Linked DNA regions of Homo sapiens: region 1 is linked to region 2. A link is an interaction called in ENCODE POLR2A ChIA-PET data of the cell type or tissue named here. Cell type or tissue: MCF 10A. All regions are shown on one strand. Each heading gives the region's core, and the rest is flanking DNA. Links, peaks and the distances in the headings are about the cores only.

Evidence for each region. Peaks named below come from ENCODE experiments on the same cell type or tissue, not always from the same donor. Only the 100,000 strongest peaks of a DNase experiment are listed, where the experiment ranks them.
Region 1: POLR2A ChIA-PET joins it to region 2 with 5 read pairs; 3 of 35 experiments call an interaction of 5 or more read pairs at or near these places.

The regions. Positions count from the first base shown.
Region 1 is chr21:35,292,933-35,297,334 of GRCh38, forward strand. No RefSeq gene overlaps it. Among named protein-coding and RNA genes, the nearest start is that of RUNX1, 250 kb to the left of the region's middle. In MCF 10A, for the core only: no CTCF peak of the experiment used is centred there; no DNase peak of the experiment used is centred there.
Region 2 is chr21:35,242,003-35,246,404 of GRCh38, forward strand. No RefSeq gene overlaps it. Among named protein-coding and RNA genes, the nearest start is that of RUNX1, 190 kb to the left of the region's middle. In MCF 10A, for the core only: no CTCF peak of the experiment used is centred there; a DNase peak (open chromatin) is centred at 2,699.

The sequences.
Region 1 (4,402 bases), core at 262-4,261, 51 kb after region 2:
GATCATTTGACTTCCATATTTATTGTACCATCATATTCACCAGATGTTACTCATATTATTTATTTGTGTAACCACTTGGTCACCAAAAAGGTAGCATTTGAGCTTTGTTTCCTCCACCTGTTCAGGGTAAGTAGTTGAAAGAGAAGAAACCAGAGTGGTATATTTAATACACAATGATTGAGCATAAAAGTTTGCATTTGAATAACAGAACCAATTTTGAAACTACATTATAGTGACTTTAAAGAGACTATTAATCAGTACACCGACGTCTATTGAACTTAATTGTATGTGAACACAAAACAATTAAGACAAAAATAATATGGACTTTTTGTGACACAGGCAGGGCACTCTAGTTTTTACACTTAATCAGCATACACTTAAACCTATCTGATAAGTAGACTCTATTCAGTGAGAAAATCGATTTAGAATATTGTGTAACACGTGGAGTAGGGGATATAACAAATAACTCAAAAGTAAATTGGAAGTGAAAATAAACTCCTAGAAAATGGAACTTTCTCCTTCTCCACCTAATTTTGAAGAGTATCAAAAATAACACCTGGATTTTTTAGACTCCTATTAATTTCTTGTGAAGTTTTCTGCTATATTTACATATTCTGTTCATCTCTCAATATCAAATGCAGTGTTTGGTAACTAAAGGGCTAAGAACCTAATAAGTAAGACTTTTAAAATTTAAAAATAATCGTAAATGTTGATTATGTTTTATGACTATAAACACTAAGGCCCAAGTGGATACATGAAAAAGAAATGTTTTCCTGTCCTCTAAATATGAAGCCTTCCTGAATTCCACACTCAGAATTTAGAATGTACTATTACAATACAAATAAACCTGAATTATAATATAAGAAAAAAACACAGATAAAAACGTTGCATATCTTTACCTTTAATGACATTTACCTCTTCGTCAGAATTTCAAACCCCATCCCGTTTTTTAAGGTCCATTTCTACTGGTTCCTCCTTTATCGTGCCTTGTCCGATCTTCTCCAAGAAAAAAAAATCAAGTCTCTTTCATAGTTCCTTCACATCTAACTTCTATTTATTTTATGGCATGCACTATTTCTACCATGGCTATATTATTGTATATATGAGATGCCAGACTAGACAATGCATTCCTTGACATTCAAGCCCACTTTTAGGTCATCTTCAACACTCCCCTGTCCCAGCAAGGATCAACACCTAGGGAATGTGTGTGGGACAGATGGGTGAATGAACGCTGCTGCTTCTTGGAACTCAGGCCTTTGAGCATAACTTGCTTGGCATCCTCTGCATCAAAAAAATGTTCAGTATTGTTTCACTTGCGCCAGAAGAGCTTGTCTGGAAAACGTCTGATAAGCCATGGTAAGAAACAACACACAACCCCCGGATCTACCTGAATTATCTCAGCCTAAAGTTATCCGATCTCGCTTTTGCTAGTGAGGCGTGTCAATAAAGTCAAACCCAAGTTTGAGCTTTGATTTCGGGCCTCAGCTGATGACAGCTGTGCCGAGTTGATTTAATGGGTTCTGTGCAGATAAAGGCGGGGATTTGCAATGTTAAAAGTGTCTTCACAGGTGAGAAGACAAAGATCTCTGACATGCTTATTTCTCACAGTTCAGGTCCCCGACCCAGGCCTGGAAACACATCAAAGGCCACACCTTTCCTTCTTTTCATGCTCTCAGTCGGCCTTCTCTCACTTTCAGATTGCACCCCTGCACGACTCACCAGTCAAACAATGCAGTTATTATGCTCCTGGGAGAAGAAGGATAATTACCTCCACGGCCAGGTGCCAGTAGCAAGTTTCCCTGTGGCCAATTACTGTGTGGTGGTAAAACAGCTGAAGCTCTGTTTTTAAAATCTGTGTTGTGTTTTTTTTAAGCCTTTACTGTCATGTTGCCAGACACTGGCCCTGAGCCCTGCTATCGACACAGGGCGTCTAGCTTTGTTTTGAACGTGGGTTCCATTGTCTTTCACTCTCTCCCAACCTGGCATCTCATTATGTTTATATCTCCTTATCAGAGCCAATGAGCAAGGGGAAAACAGCTTCAGAAAGGAGGGAGCTGCTGCCCCACAGTTTCCATTTATCCAACCAAACCCAAACTGTTTTCATCCCTCATCAGCTGAGATGGAGTGACAGTGACTATAAAGAGAACTGATTGGCTTGGAGAAGGTGAGCATGATTTTAATAAGAAGAAAGTGAGGACAGTAATGGAGCTTTTTGTCTTTTGAGTGACACATCTGGAAACTCCCCACTGGCCTTCTCCATTAGTTTGGTGAAAACCTATCAAGGAAACAAACAAACAAGCAAAACACAAGTGAATGGCATTAAGTCCTGGCTGCAGAATAGTACTTCTTGTCTGGGGACAGATGTGTGCTGTGAAATGTTTATCCACCACCCCACATGCTTTTATTTGCAGCTGATGCTAATAATTATAACCAACATTTCAGAAATACCTTTAATATGCCAGACATCATCTTAAGCACACATGCTTTCTCCTCGGTCACCTCAACAACCCTAACAAGGTAGTATTTTACTTTCCATTTTACAGAAGGTGATCTTGAAGCTTGGAAAGATTAGCATTACAGTGTTACAAAGCTAAGAAGTGACAGAAGATAGGTCTATTTCATACCAAAGCTCAAATCTCAACTACACTGCTCTAAGGGGAACCTCTCACCTCCACTGGGCTACTTAAGGGGAACCAGCGACCCGACAGCCACAAGGCACTTCAGAAAAAAACGCACATTGCTGAGGGTCTAGGAACTCCCACCACATCCTCACTGCAGGTCCTTTATTGCTTTACTTGCCTAGTTGAGCATCAAACAACCTTAGTTTTTTGAGAGTGCCACTATTTTATCAGGTGTGTTAGTTTTGTGTGTCAACTAGATGAGCCACAGGAAGCTCAAATGAAACGTGATTTCAGGGTGTGTCTGTGCGGGCGTTTCAGGGTAAGATTCGTATTTGAACCAATGGACTCAGTAAATTAGAATTCCCTCCCCAGGATGGGTGGGCATCACCCAACCCACTGAGAGACTGAATGAAACAAAAGGCAGAGGGAGGAGGAATTCATTCTTCTACTTCCTGCCTGCTTGAGCTGGTACATCTCACCTCATCTTCTCCAGCTCTTGGACTGAAATTTATACCATCAGCATCCCTGCCTCTCAAGTCCTGAGACTTGGACTAAATTAAACCAACAGCCTTCCTTGGTCCCCAGCTTCTTGACAGCAGATCGTGGGTCTTCTCAGCCTCCATAATCACATGAACCAATTCCTCAAATCTCCTTTCATATATGTATTTTACACATATATACACACACACAAACACACACACCAACACACACACACACCTATAGATACACTCACACATCTAGGTATCTGTACATATGTCCTATTGGTTCTGCTTCTTTGGGAGAACTCTAATACACCAGGTGTTTCAAGCAAAGAACTTTGCTAGCCTGTAGTGTTAACCTGCAGACTGCTAGAAATTGTCATGAGTACACCCATTTCTTTTAGCTAGTCTCTGGGATCTAGTAGATAGGATCGCATAAACTTCATGGTTGACAAACCCCAACCATATGGACGTGTCAGGAGGCCTGTTCCCATATTTGAACACGGCTTCTGCAGCTTCTGCAGGTGCAGATGGTCATTTTATTTTGCTGAAAACTAAGTGCATACATTCATTTTTTTTGTGTTCAACTCTGGTGCCAACTGGAGTCCCCCAGTCACTGAAGATCCAGAGATGAGCTCCAGTGCCTTTTCTGTGACTTGTGTAAAGTAGAACAGACCAGTCCCCAAGAGGTTTTCAGACTCTTTTGGTTTGGAGGTGATACGGTTTGGCTGTGTTCCCACCCAAATCTCATCTTGAATTGTAGCTCCCACAATCCCCATGTGTCATGGAAGAACCCCGTGGGAGGTAATTGAATCATGGGGGCAGGTTGTTCCTGCGCTGTTCTCGTGATAGTGAATAAGTCTCATGAGATCTGATGGTTTTATAAAAGGCAGTTCCCCTGCACACGCTCTCTTGCCTGCCACCATGTAAGACATGGCTTTGCTCCTCCTTTGCCTTCCGCCATGATTGTGAGGCCTCTCCAGCCATGTGGAACTGTGAGTCCATTAAACATTTTTCCTTCATTAACCAGTCTTGGGTATATCCTTATAGCGGCATGAGAACGAACTAATACAGGAAGGATAGGGATAGGGTGGGATGGGGGCCCTGGAGCAGACGATCAAGGTACCAGGTCTTCTCTGGTTCCCTCCATCTCCCGCTTCTGCTGCAACAGTTGTGGGTCACATGTTTTCCTGCACCCCATCCATGTTGTCCCTTTCATGCTCCTTGGGTCCAGACAGAGGACTTTAGCTCTTATTAGCCCCACCCCACCCCACCCCCTCTGCCACACACACACACACACAC
Region 2 (4,402 bases), core at 264-4,263:
ACAGCAGATGCCAAAGATCAGCAAGGAGAGTTCAGCCTAGCGAGACAGAGATGCGGGATACAGAGGCTCTCCTGTGGTTCACACAGAAAGATGGGAACCACACGGGACCAGAAATACGGACCAGGGTCAAGAACTGGTACCTCAGGATGGAGAAGGCAAGAACCAAGTGGAACCACGAGAGGGATCCAAGGTGACCTGAAGCTCTTCTCTCGGCCAGACTGATAGAGAGAAGCTCGGCTTCTCAGTGAGGACACATTGGAACCTGACCCCTGGGCCTTTATGCTCCTCAGATATGCTGAGGGATATGCAGACCTCATCCCAGAGTTCAAATTCAGCCATTCTCAACCAAACATTTTGTTATTTCATAAAGACTGGTATTAACCAATGCTTCACAGTTTATTAAGATAGTACCCGAGTAAGGTGGACTCTGCCTAATTATTAGAAATAATGTTTTCGATTTCGTCAAATACAGCTGGTGGAAGAGTAAATTGGGATGACCTTTCTGGAGGAGGGCAAGTGACAATAGGAACCAAAGCCTTAAAAATGTATATGGCCTTGGCCCAGCAATTCCACTTGTAAGAATTGATACTAAAGTCAAAAGCTGATACATCACAAAGATATAACATATATATAAGAATGGTCACTGAAACATTGTTAATAACATTGAGAAATTGACAATAAGTGTTAAACTTATTTGAGGAATAGTTAAAAGTTTGGTATAGCCAGAAAATGAAATCCTAGGAAGTTATAAAAAATTATGGCAAAAACATGTACACATTGACATAGAAACATAACCATAATATTTTAAAGTAACAGAGTGAGTTAATAAACGAATGAGTCCACTTATATAAAATTACAGATGTGCAGAGAAGCGTCTGCACAGATATTTACCACATTTTAAACAGCACTCATCTCTAAGTAACAATGTGTCAGGAAATTTTTTTCTCTATATATTTATATATCATTTGGGATTTTATAAGTCATACTATCATTTTTACTCCCTGAAAAAACAGTAAAGTTATTTCCAGTTTGAGGAATATCAATTCTAGTTCCCAGATCAGGCAAAAACCTGTGGGTAACCCCCATCTTACCAGGTTTAGCCTGGGTGTGCTACTTGTTACAACAACACACCATGATTATCTGACTCAGGGTGTATTTCCACCCCATTGATACAAAAGGTTTTGGCTGTTTTACTTTGGAATGGGGGAAGATGTGTCAAACCTTTACACTCATGTGAGTAACAAATAATGTCCCCCAAATCTGAGGACACTTTCCGTCTTTCTACATATTGTCAGCAGGCTCATCCCCAATGTGCCAATCATCTAACCCAAAAAACTTGTTCTTGGTTTGCTCAGGGGACGAGTGAGTCATTAAAAGACTGGCATTTGGGACATAGAAAATAAGATCAGTATCAGGAGAATGTTCCCCTGTGAATCTGTAAACTTCCCTCTTCCTTCTCCATCTCCTCCCAGTATTTGCTCGGTTCATTTGAGGATCATTCCTTACCCTATCATACTTTACTGCAGGTAGGGCTTGCGTTATTAGTGGATGCATTGCTTTCAAATATTTTATGCAATATATTCAATAATACATGGTGAGAATATGCAAACTACAGATCATATGCTGATAAAGTGTACTCTGCCAGTCTGTTAATTAGCTTAATAGATTAATTAGATTGATCTGCTAAATAACAAATAAGCTTGTCAGAAATTCACTGCTGCAACACTGATGACTGCCTTACTGTTGGCTTAGAAGCACATGTACCTTCTGATTCATCAAAAAATTAAACGATGCCCATCAAATAATTGCATTGTATTCTAATTTTCTGCTAATTGGTAATTTATACACGGTAGTGATGGAAAAATTTTCATTAATAAAACATTCCTTTCTCTCTTGATGTCATATCAGCAATTCACTACATGCTTTGTAAGTAGTCTCTTCTCAAGCCCATATATTTTTTCCCTCCAGTTCGATAGAATCATTTACTATATTGAGTTCTGGAAGGGAAGAAGCAGGACCGCATCTTGGAATCCCTGCTACTCAGCATCTTGCACTCTGGAATCCTCTCTTCATGATGTACATGTGACTGACAGAGGTTGCTGTTTGTTCACACCGTCCCTCGGACAAAACTGTGTATCCAATAACTGTTGATAGATGCTTGTGGGTGACAGGCGTTTTAGAGAGGAACATGGATGACTGGCTCACATAGGGCTTCACCAATGGGTGGCCTGGCAGGGGAATCAGCTGCAGATGCCCTTTTCTGACTTGCACTTGACAGGGGTCCTCTTCCAGCAGGCAAACAACCCAAGCTTGGACCTTCTCAGGAACTGACAAGTCTGGACCAACCCAGGAGGCTCTGTCTCTGGCACAGCCCCTGGGGCGTAACTTTTGTTTCCTTTTGTCGCCTCAAGAGCACAGAGGCTTTTTGATAACTGCTTTAGACTGTTTTAATTTTGATGATTTTTCTTTTAAATATAGAAACTTTTTTATAAAACAATTTTTCCTTAATATCTTCTGTCCTTATTTACTTCATTTCCTGTGATTTTTTAGGAGCATGTAAAATAAAGGATGCATAGGTCCTACCTCCAGGGATTTGGATGAGGTGAGTCTGGGCTGGGCCCCAGACTTCCTCACTAATTAAAAAGCAGCCTGAGTGACTCTAATAGGCCGCTGAGTTTCACAACCACTGCTGGTCGCTCAGTCTCAAAGAGTGGGAAAACACAGTCTTTGTCTTACGTAATTTTCTGGCACAAGGCAAGCCTCCTCATCAGTCATTTGTAATTCCAATATTTATTGAGAACATAAATATTTATCAGTTACTGCTTGGCCCTGGAACAGAGATAAAATACTATGGGCTGGAAGCACACAGGTAGAAAAACTTTAGAGAGTGTGCCTTAAATCAACGAGTGTAGTTATATTTCGTGAACAGAACAAGCCTGTCTCAAAATTTCTAAGTGATCCTTTGGAAATGGCAACAAGTTGAACATTTTGAAAAGGGATGTTGAAAAAGGATAACTTATTTGCATCTTTTCAGAGGAATGGCTAAGAAACATGTTTGGCAATGAAACCATGTTCCTTTCTTTCAAACAAAAATGTTACTAGAACTTTGATATACACCAGATCTAAGCAGATGGTAAGAATACGCTATCCATAGATCATATGCTGATGAAGTATATTATATACTAGAACTCTGATATCTACTAGACCTATGTGGTGTTTTATGACCACACTGTATTTAATAAGTTCCAGTTTATTGTTGCTTGGAGGACTCTTCTTCCCCCCCCACTTGTTTGAACATGGACAGATGTCCAGATGTCCCTTGGGCTCTGCTCTGAGTGTCTCTTCTCACTGCTTCCAGATCAGTTGGGAGAGTTGGAGAATGGGCATGGCTGGCCTCATCCTTTCTTTATTCTTCAGGCTCTAATTTCTCATCAGCTGAGTCCAACAGGGAAGACCTGCCCCTGGCTGCCCGTGCCTTCTCTGATGAGTAGGTAATTCTAATTCTGGGGTTATTAAGAAACCATTATTGTTATCTAAGCCTCCACAGCCTCTTCCAATCTCGCTTTTGTCCATCAGTAAAGAATGAAGCTACATTTTCACCTCCATAGGTCTGACTTCTGTTCTTGCCTCTCACTGAATGAGGCAGAGTAAACAAGCATACTTTCTGACCTTCCTCCAGTCCTAAACAATAATATTTACTTATCACAAGGTCACTTTGTGAGAGCGGTACAGGCTGATATGATATCCTGGGATCAGAATTGTAACTAAACCTTGGCAGCGTTGTGGTTCAAGGCACAGAGTGGAACTTCATGGTCTTTGCCATTTATCAGCAATTTGACCTCAGGGAACCACTTAACCTCCTCATACCTCAGTTGCCTGATCTGGAAAATGGTACCTTCCTTATAGGATGACTGTGAAGTTTACACAAAATGATATTAGTACTTGAGGAAAATATTTGCAACATTTTGACAGTACCTGGCATGTAATAAGTAGCTCATGTGTGCTTGCTAATATTATTATTTATTTCATTTTATGGTGACGTTTTTTAGTTGCACAATATAAAAAACAATTCTTGAGTCACTGCAGAGATAGCCATATTTAGATAATTTTTTTCATCATTTAAAAAAAATCAGCCTTGAAATGTCAAGACCCTTTATCATTAAATCAAGATGAGGGGAAATACTTCAGTCTGAGTCTGAGGTCAGCTCCAAACCAATGAATGTCACAGAATAAAATCATAACAAGTGTAGCAAAATTCAGTAGGTAACATATCTGAGTGTTCCCATTTATTACAGAGTTTTAAGTGTTCGAAATGCTTTTAAATGGAAATTCAATTAAATATGAAAATCCTAAAGAATATTCTTGGAGCATGGAGATCCGGTGCTCGCGACTGCACCTGATT